Regions from separate parts of the Homo sapiens genome. Here all the other regions are linked to region 3. A link is an interaction called in ENCODE POLR2A ChIA-PET data of the cell type or tissue named here. Cell type or tissue: CD4-positive, alpha-beta T cell. All regions are shown on one strand. Region 1 overlaps CMTM8 (CKLF like MARVEL transmembrane domain containing 8). Region 2 overlaps CMTM7 (CKLF like MARVEL transmembrane domain containing 7). Region 3 holds the start of LOC124909361 (a long non-coding RNA gene).

Evidence for each region. ChIA-PET counts read pairs that join two places held together with the same protein. Peaks named below come from ENCODE experiments on the same cell type or tissue, not always from the same donor. Only the 100,000 strongest peaks of a DNase experiment are listed, where the experiment ranks them.
Region 1: POLR2A ChIA-PET joins it to region 3 with 21 read pairs; 7 of 35 experiments call an interaction of 5 or more read pairs at or near these places.
Region 2: POLR2A ChIA-PET joins it to region 3 with 12 read pairs; 9 of 35 experiments call an interaction of 5 or more read pairs at or near these places.

The regions. Positions count from the first base shown.
Region 1 is chr3:32,296,126-32,298,625 of GRCh38, forward strand. All of the region lies in intron 1 of CMTM8 (CKLF like MARVEL transmembrane domain containing 8), which reads left to right. Among named protein-coding and RNA genes, the nearest start is that of CMTM8, 59 kb to the left of the region's middle. In CD4-positive, alpha-beta T cell, a CTCF peak has its summit at 763 (motif pointing right); DNase peaks (open chromatin) are centred at 776 and 1,486; H3K27ac peaks cover 1,844 bases.
Region 2 is chr3:32,431,789-32,434,288 of GRCh38, forward strand. All of the region lies in intron 1 of CMTM7 (CKLF like MARVEL transmembrane domain containing 7), which reads left to right. Among named protein-coding and RNA genes, the nearest start is that of CMTM7, 41 kb to the left of the region's middle. In CD4-positive, alpha-beta T cell, no CTCF peak of the experiment used is centred here; DNase peaks (open chromatin) are centred at 763 and 1,293; H3K4me3 peaks cover 888 bases; H3K27ac peaks cover 2,500 bases.
Region 3 is chr3:32,370,572-32,373,071 of GRCh38, forward strand. LOC124909361 (a long non-coding RNA gene) reads left to right here and starts at 787. Exons shown (of 2, transcript XR_007095859.1): 1 at 787-2,500. In CD4-positive, alpha-beta T cell, no CTCF peak of the experiment used is centred here; a DNase peak (open chromatin) is centred at 1,080; H3K27ac peaks cover 2,116 bases.

The DNA of each region.
Region 1 (2,500 bases), 74 kb before region 3:
CAGCCTTTTATTTTTTATTTTTTTTTAAATAAAGATGAGGTCTCACTATGTTGCCCAGGCTGGTCTTGAATTCCTGAGCTCAAGTGATCCTCCCACCTCGGCCTCCCAAAGTGCTGGGATTACAGGCATGAGCTACCACACCTGACCCAGACTTCTACAGCATTATAGGGTAATTGCTGGTTTACTTGTCTGAATCTCCCTAATTGTTCAGCCCCCTCCGGAGTAGGCTTGTCTCTCCCATCTGGTGGTATGTATCTGCAATGAGTACCTGGCACAATGAGTTATGGCTAGACAGATGGATAGTTGAAGCGTAGAATAGGAAGTGGATACATGTTCTGACTTGGCTCTCCTCACTGGGGCCAGCCCAGTCGGAACCTGTTTTCCTTTGTAGGAATCTTGTTTCCCTTTGCCACTCCCTTGAGGCAAGCAACAGGTCCTGCTTCTGGTCCATCACAGGTCTGATGACCCTGGAATGATCACTTACCATTCTGGGGCATTTATTAAATGACCCACTGGGGCTGCAGGATTGCTTAAGTGCAAGAGCTCTGTTGATGTATTCCACAGGAATGGCACCCCTTAGGGTTGTGTAATGTGCCCATGTTGCATTAGATGTTCCATCCAGATCTGAGGTTCCATGGGTGGGGGCCTCCTGCCTCTCTCACCCAGGTTTTCCTCGGGAAGAGCAGTGCCTAATTAAAACCACAAAGGGAAAAACCAGGGCGGCAGACTGTGTGTTATTGTGGCTGATGATGCTTGACATGGCCAGTAGAGGGCAGCAGAGCCGTCCACCATGACCTCCACATTTTCGTTATTGTAAATAAGGGATCCTGAGGATGCCTTCTCCACTCCCTCCCCGTGTGTTTGCTCTCATAGGATGGTTGTTTTTCTGGAAGGTTTGTGGTCTAGCCATTGAACAGAGAGAAAAACATCCCCTTAGGATGTGTTGATGCAAAAAGATGATTTTAGAAAAATTGCCCTCTGGGTTCAAAGAAAGATTACATCATTTCCTCACCTTGAATGTACACAGTCTAGGGATATCTAAACTTTATTTTTTTAATTTATTTATTTTTGAGATGGAGTTTCACTCTTGTTGCCCAGGCTGGAGTGCAGTGGTACAATCTCGGCTCACTGCAACCTCCACCTCCTGGGTTCAAGTGATTCTCCTGCCTCAGCCTCCCAAGTAGCTGGGATTACAGGCGCCCGCCACTGCACCCAGCTAATTTTTGCATTTTTTAGTAGAGGTGGGGTTTCACCATGTTAGCCAGGTTGGTCTCCAACTCCTGACCTCAGGTGATCCACCCACCTATGCCTCCCGAAGTGTTGGGATTACAGGCGTGAGCCACCGTGCCTGGCCTGTACCTAAACTTTTGATGAGGCTATTCTTATCTGTGAACCAACATTTGTGACTAAAGCTCACCTTGGGGAATACAGTGGTAACCTTGCACAGAGAATGCTGTGGCTAGCAGCAGCCCCGTCTGGGGTGGCGCAGACACTCCAGGCTGCTTTGTCTGTCTGAAATCCCAGCAGTGTCATCACAGCATCTTGTGCAAAACATTGATGGTGAAAGATAACAATTTCTTCTATTGCTCACCAGCCTCATTTGGAAAGTTAATTACCAGCTTGTGGAAGTTAAGGAAAGACAAGTTCTTAAACTCAGGGGGATTTGGCATTTTAAAATACAGGTCTGTGGGTGGGAAAATAAGGTTTGTGTGTGGGAAGGATTTGGGAAAATGGACTGAGTGTTAATTTAAGGACTTGAAGTGTTTATGAGGGAACCCTGGATAAGAATAACATTTTAAAAATTGGAGATGATGAGAAACTCAAGCACCAAGGTAAAGAAGTCTGGCTTGTGTTCTTCAACTGGTTTCATGGTCATCAGCAGCAGCCATTGCTCAGAACTCCAACAAAAGCTCTCTAATCTCTTAACTAAAAACTTTTTTTTTTTTTTTGGTTGGGGGTGGGGGGCAGTGGCTGGAGTCTCGTTCTGTCGCTGAGGCTGGAGTGCAGTGGCACAATCTGGGCTCACTGCAACCTCTGCCTCCCAGGTTCAAGCAATTCTATCTCAGCCTCCCCAGTAGCTGGGACTACAGGCTCCCACCACCATGCCCAGCTAATTTTTGCATTTTTGGTAGAGACAGGTTTTGCCATGTTGGCCAGGCTGGTCTCAAACTCCTGATCTCAAGCAATCCACCCGCATTGGCCTCCCTAAGTGCTGGGATTACAGGCGTGAGCCATCACGTCCAGCCCCTAATTAAAAACTCTATATAAATATTTGAGGATCTAAAATACAGAGATACTATAAACATACCCCCCTTTTTTTTTTTTTTTTTTTACTTTCTGAAATCTTTCATTCTCTTTAAAAAATTTCAGAATGAGCACTCTTGGTCTCTTTCCAGGGCGATCCTTGCTAGATATTTTTCTTATATCCAGCTTCTGCTAATTAAATTGAAACAATCCTGACTTCATATTTCACTTGCTCTCCTATCATTCGGCTCCTTAT
Region 2 (2,500 bases), 61 kb after region 3:
AAAAGATGATAGTAGTACTTACCTCCTAGGACTGTTGTGATGAACTTAGTTAAAAATTTCAGGCCGGGCACAGTGGCTCACGCCTGTAATCCCAACACTTTGGGAGACCGAGGTGAGCAAATAACTTGAGGCCAGGAGTTCAAGACCAGCCCGGTCAACATTGCTGACTTCAGAGGAGACACCTCCTACCCTGGGGGTGGGTACAAGCTCAAACCACCGAGTTGTTTCAGCCCAAGCTCGCTTCTTGAGGCCTCCCTCTGGGATATGCTCCCTCTTCTGAGCCTTGGATTCAGATAGACCTGGATTTGCTTCTTGGTTCCACCATTTGCCATCTAGGTGATCTTCCTTGGGCAAGTGACCTGCCCTTGGTTCTCACTTTCTTTAGATCTGTGAATTGGGCAGAGTGCCACCTGGCCACAGTTGTGAGGATTAAATGTACCAGCATTGCACTGCCTGGTACCTAGCGGGTATTCAGTAGATGGTTGCCACTCCACTTGCCTCCTCCCACCACAGGCTTCCCAAATCACTTCCTGGCCTTCCATACCTTCTGCCCTGCCTCAGCGAGTGCTTCCTTCACCCCTGGGGGTTCCCATGGCCCTGACCCCCAGACATCTTCCCCGCCCATTCCTCTCTATGCTGTTCACTTTTGGTGACCACATGTCAATAACCAGTGGTGAGGCTGGGGTACCCTTTGGAGCCACAGCCTCTATGGTGCGGGACATCATTGCTATGGCAACAAGAGGCAGCAGCCCTGAAGAGGTGCCTGCTGAGCCGGGCTGCCTGGGTCCCAGCTCTGGCTCCGGATGCACTAGTTGTAGGATCAGCTCAAATCACTCAATGTCTCTGTGTCTCACCTTCCTTTTTGTACAGTGAGGAGAGTAATAGTGCCTACCTTGTAAGCTTGTGAGGATAAGATGGCCACACAGATGTAAGGCACATAGAGCTTGGTGCACGGTGAGCGTACAATCAGGGTTAGTGATTACTTTTGCTCTTCTTGTCATCCTAGGATTCATGCTGATAGCCATAGCAGATACCCTTCTCTTTGGGGTTCAACCCTCAATGCCCTGTGCCATCCCCACATTGTGTCAGCTGCCCTTGGTCCCCTCTGATGACCTACTCCTCCAGGGATTTTCTTGTGGAGATGACCGTCCACAGCCCCGTCCTTTCGCTCCCATGCCTATCTAAAGAATTATGTCCTCCTGTAGTGATGACAAGAGTGAGCAGCAGAAAATGCTCTTTTTGCAGTCTTGAAATTTAGTCAGCCCCAAAAGAAACCAGGAAATTGCGTCAGACACTGAAAGAGAAACAAGCTAGAGAAAAACCATTGCTTGTTGCAAACCAAAATTTGTGATTTCAGTTCAGTTCAACACAAGCACCAAACCACCAGGTTTGCTACACAATAAGTGTCAATTTTGCTTCTTGCCCTTTTGGATGCAGTGACATTTTTGACAAGTTGAGCTTTCTAGCCCGAACTTTCTAAATGTGATCCTGATGACCTTTGCCAGTGAAGTACGGTGGTGAATCAGTGATGTGATTGTGGTACAGACCATCGGTCTGGGCTGCACCTGTTGTGAGAAATCGGTTGGGGATGAAAAGAACATGGCCTGGCTTGAATAACAAGCAGAGAATGTTCTGGCCCCATCACGAGCCAAGAATCTGGAACCTGAATCCCTACATCACAGCCACACCCTGGTAGTCTGCCTGGAGAGCCTGAATGGCACCCTCCGGGGGCATTTGATGAGTACATTCTACCAAGTGTAAAGATGTTCTGAGGGCAGCCTCCAAAAGTCACCTCTTCTCCTGGTCACAAGGGACCTTGTGCTGGGTCCCTAATTGATGTTTGGCAAAAACACAGCATGGTTCTCTCCTAAAGGCCTACAGACCAGTGAAGGAAGGAGATGGGCTTTTTAAATGCAAGAGTGTCATGGAGCTGTCACAGAGGATGGCAGGATGAGCCCAGGAACCATTCATTCACCCAGTGTTGAAGTTGGCATTTCAACCAATGGGGAAAAAGTGAGCTGTCCAGAAGATAGGTTAATACAATCGATTGACTGATTGGATACAATCAGAACCCTACTATTTGCCCTAGTTCATGCCATCTACAAAAATAAATCCCAGGCTGGGCGCAGTGGCTCACACCTATAATTCCAGCATTTTGGGAGGCCGAGGCGGGTGAATCACCTGAGGTCAGGAGTTTGAGATCAGCCTGGCCAACGTGGTGAAATCCTATCTCTACTAAAATACAAAAAAAATAGCTGGGCCTGGTGGTGGGTGCCTGTAATCCGAGCTACGTGGGAGGCTGAGGTGGGAGAATTACTTGAACCTGGGAGGCAGAGGTTGCAGTGAGCCGAGATCATGCCATTAAACTCCAGCCTGGGCAACAAGAGTGAAGCTCCGTCTCAAAAAATAATAACAATAATAATACAAAAATAAATCCCAGATGACTAAAGAACTAAAAATTGTATGTATATTTTTAAAGGAAGCAAATATTTATTTTTAA
Region 3 (2,500 bases):
TGGCCTTGGACATCAGTGATAAGCTCATGGGAAGTTATGCTACTAAGTGCAGTGACTGACGTGCTTGTGATATTTTTTCTAATATGCATTATAAAAAAATATATAACTATTAAAAGGATAAATATCTGAATATATTGAATATATCTTAAAATTATCTTGCTGGCTGGGCGCCGTGGCTCATGCCTTGTAATCCCAGCACTTTGGGAGGCCGAGGCAGGTGGATCACGAGGTCAGGAGATCGAGACCAGCCTGGCCAACATGGTGAAACCCCGTCTCTACTACAAATACAAAAATTAGCTGGGCGTGGTGGCGGGTGCCTGTAATCCCAGCTACTTGGGAGGCTGAGGCAGGAGAATCACTTGAACCCAGGAGGCAGAGGTTGCAGTGAGCCAAGATCACACCACTGCACTCCAGCCTGCTGACAGAGCAAGACTGTGTCTCAAAAAAAAAAAAAAAAATTGCTGACCACAGTAACATGTGTGCTATCTTTTGTGAAAACTACTGGGCCAGGCCAGGCACAGTGGCTCATGCCTATAATCCCAGCACTTTGGGAGCCTGACTGAGGTGGGCAGATCACTTGAGGCCAGGAGTTCGAGATCAGCTTGGACAAGATGGCAAAACTCCATCTGTACCAAAAATACAAAAAAATAAGCCAGGCATGGTGGTGCACCCCTGTGGTCCCAGCTAATTGGAAGGCTGAGATAGGAGGATCCCTTGGACCTGGGAGGAGGAGGCTGCAGCTAGCCGTGATCATGCCACTGCACTCCAGCTTGAGCAACAGAGTGGGGCCCTGTCTCAAAAAAAAAAAAAAAACTAATAATAAGACACTGCTGGACCAAAAGGTTTCAATATTCCAAATCTCCAGTGCAAAAATATTATAACATCATTATTAGATATTATCAGTTAAGGAGAAGAACTCACATCAGCAAGACAGTATGAACTTAGAGGAAGTGTTTTTAGATAGGACGATTCTTGCTAGTACAGCAGTGTATCTTGGATGATTTTTCAATATGAGCTTTTGAAAAACAAAAAACCACAGAAACGTTAGTGTAGTTGATGAGCGTGAACAAAGCTGAAGCTGTGCGCTCTGTTGATATGACTCCCATGGCCTCTGCCTCTTGATCTCTCACCTGTTTAGCAGTGCTGTTTTTTTCTGTTTGTGCTGGTTCTCTTTTTCTAATTCCATATCCAAGCTCTGATTACCCCTACATAGGAGAGTTGAGATTTCTTCAGTGTCTAGTCATACCCACCCCAGACCTTTGAAAGTACCAATGAAGAATGTTCTGGGGTTGTGGACTAGGCCCGCCCAAAGAGGTAGTGGGGAAGGAAGCTCCAAAAATGAGAGGTGAGTGTAGGGTATGGATGTGTGAGCAGGTGGTGTCGGGGGGCACACAAGGCCACTCTGTGCCCAAAATGTAGCAAGCCATGGAAGGCTGAACTTCCATAACACAGACCTGTAGGCAACTGGTGATGTGATCTTTGGGGAGCTGATTCCCAGTCATCACTGATTTTGCAGAAAAGCTGAAATAACTAGTCACAGTTGGCATGCTCTGCCCTTCCGTCCAGCTCTCCCTCTCACACTCACCAAAGCATGTGCACCTTCCACATACCCTGTGGGTTTTTCAAGTACTTTATGTTGCAAACAACACTCCATAAAAGTCAGAAAAAACAGTAACCTACAGAGGCCTGCTTCTGGAAACAGAAAGAAGCCTGCTTTTATGCTCCACGCAAGCATGTGTGTGTCATTTCTATAATCACGGCCACATTTATAGAACGTAACTTCTGGGGTGAAAAGTGCCGTAAACCACACTCTGAAATGTCCTTCAAGTAGACTGTAATTTTAGTTCTTTCTTGAACTGGTAGCACCAAAGGCATCTGTTTCAAAAGAGCAATGCCTAGTTTGTGTCCATGCAGGGGCACTTGCTGTCTTGTCTTTATTGGTGTTTCTTCAGAAGCATGATCCTTTATGTTACCCTGAGAGTTCACTAAAACAATAACAGCAAAAAGCATTTATTTTTCACTGAAAAGAAATTATTATTTCATCTTTTGAATACTGAGACTTCGTTCATGAATAAGCTTTAAGTGTAGGTTTTTAGACAACAAAATGATTCTCTGTTGTTCAGATTGGAGCTGTAAGTTGTGAATTGGGTTTGCTTTAATTTTTTTCTCTTAAAAAACAAGAGAAAACAAAGCCACACACAATACAGTCAACATAAAAATAGGTTTCTGGGGGCTTGAAAAATATTATTACAGGGATAGTGTACAAGGTACTTAAACTCATCTCTGCCATCTGCGCTTGCCATCTGCATTCACCTCTCAGCCATTCCAAAACCTTCACGTCCTCTTTGGTGGAGCAGAGTGAGTTTTTAACTTGATATATTTACCCACTCATGGCAAATCAATAAAGTGCTTTAGGCAATTAATCTCTCTTTATTGCTATTTCCAACTTACTGCTCCCAAAAGATAAATATTTGGCCAACCTTTGAAAACTACAAGAAAA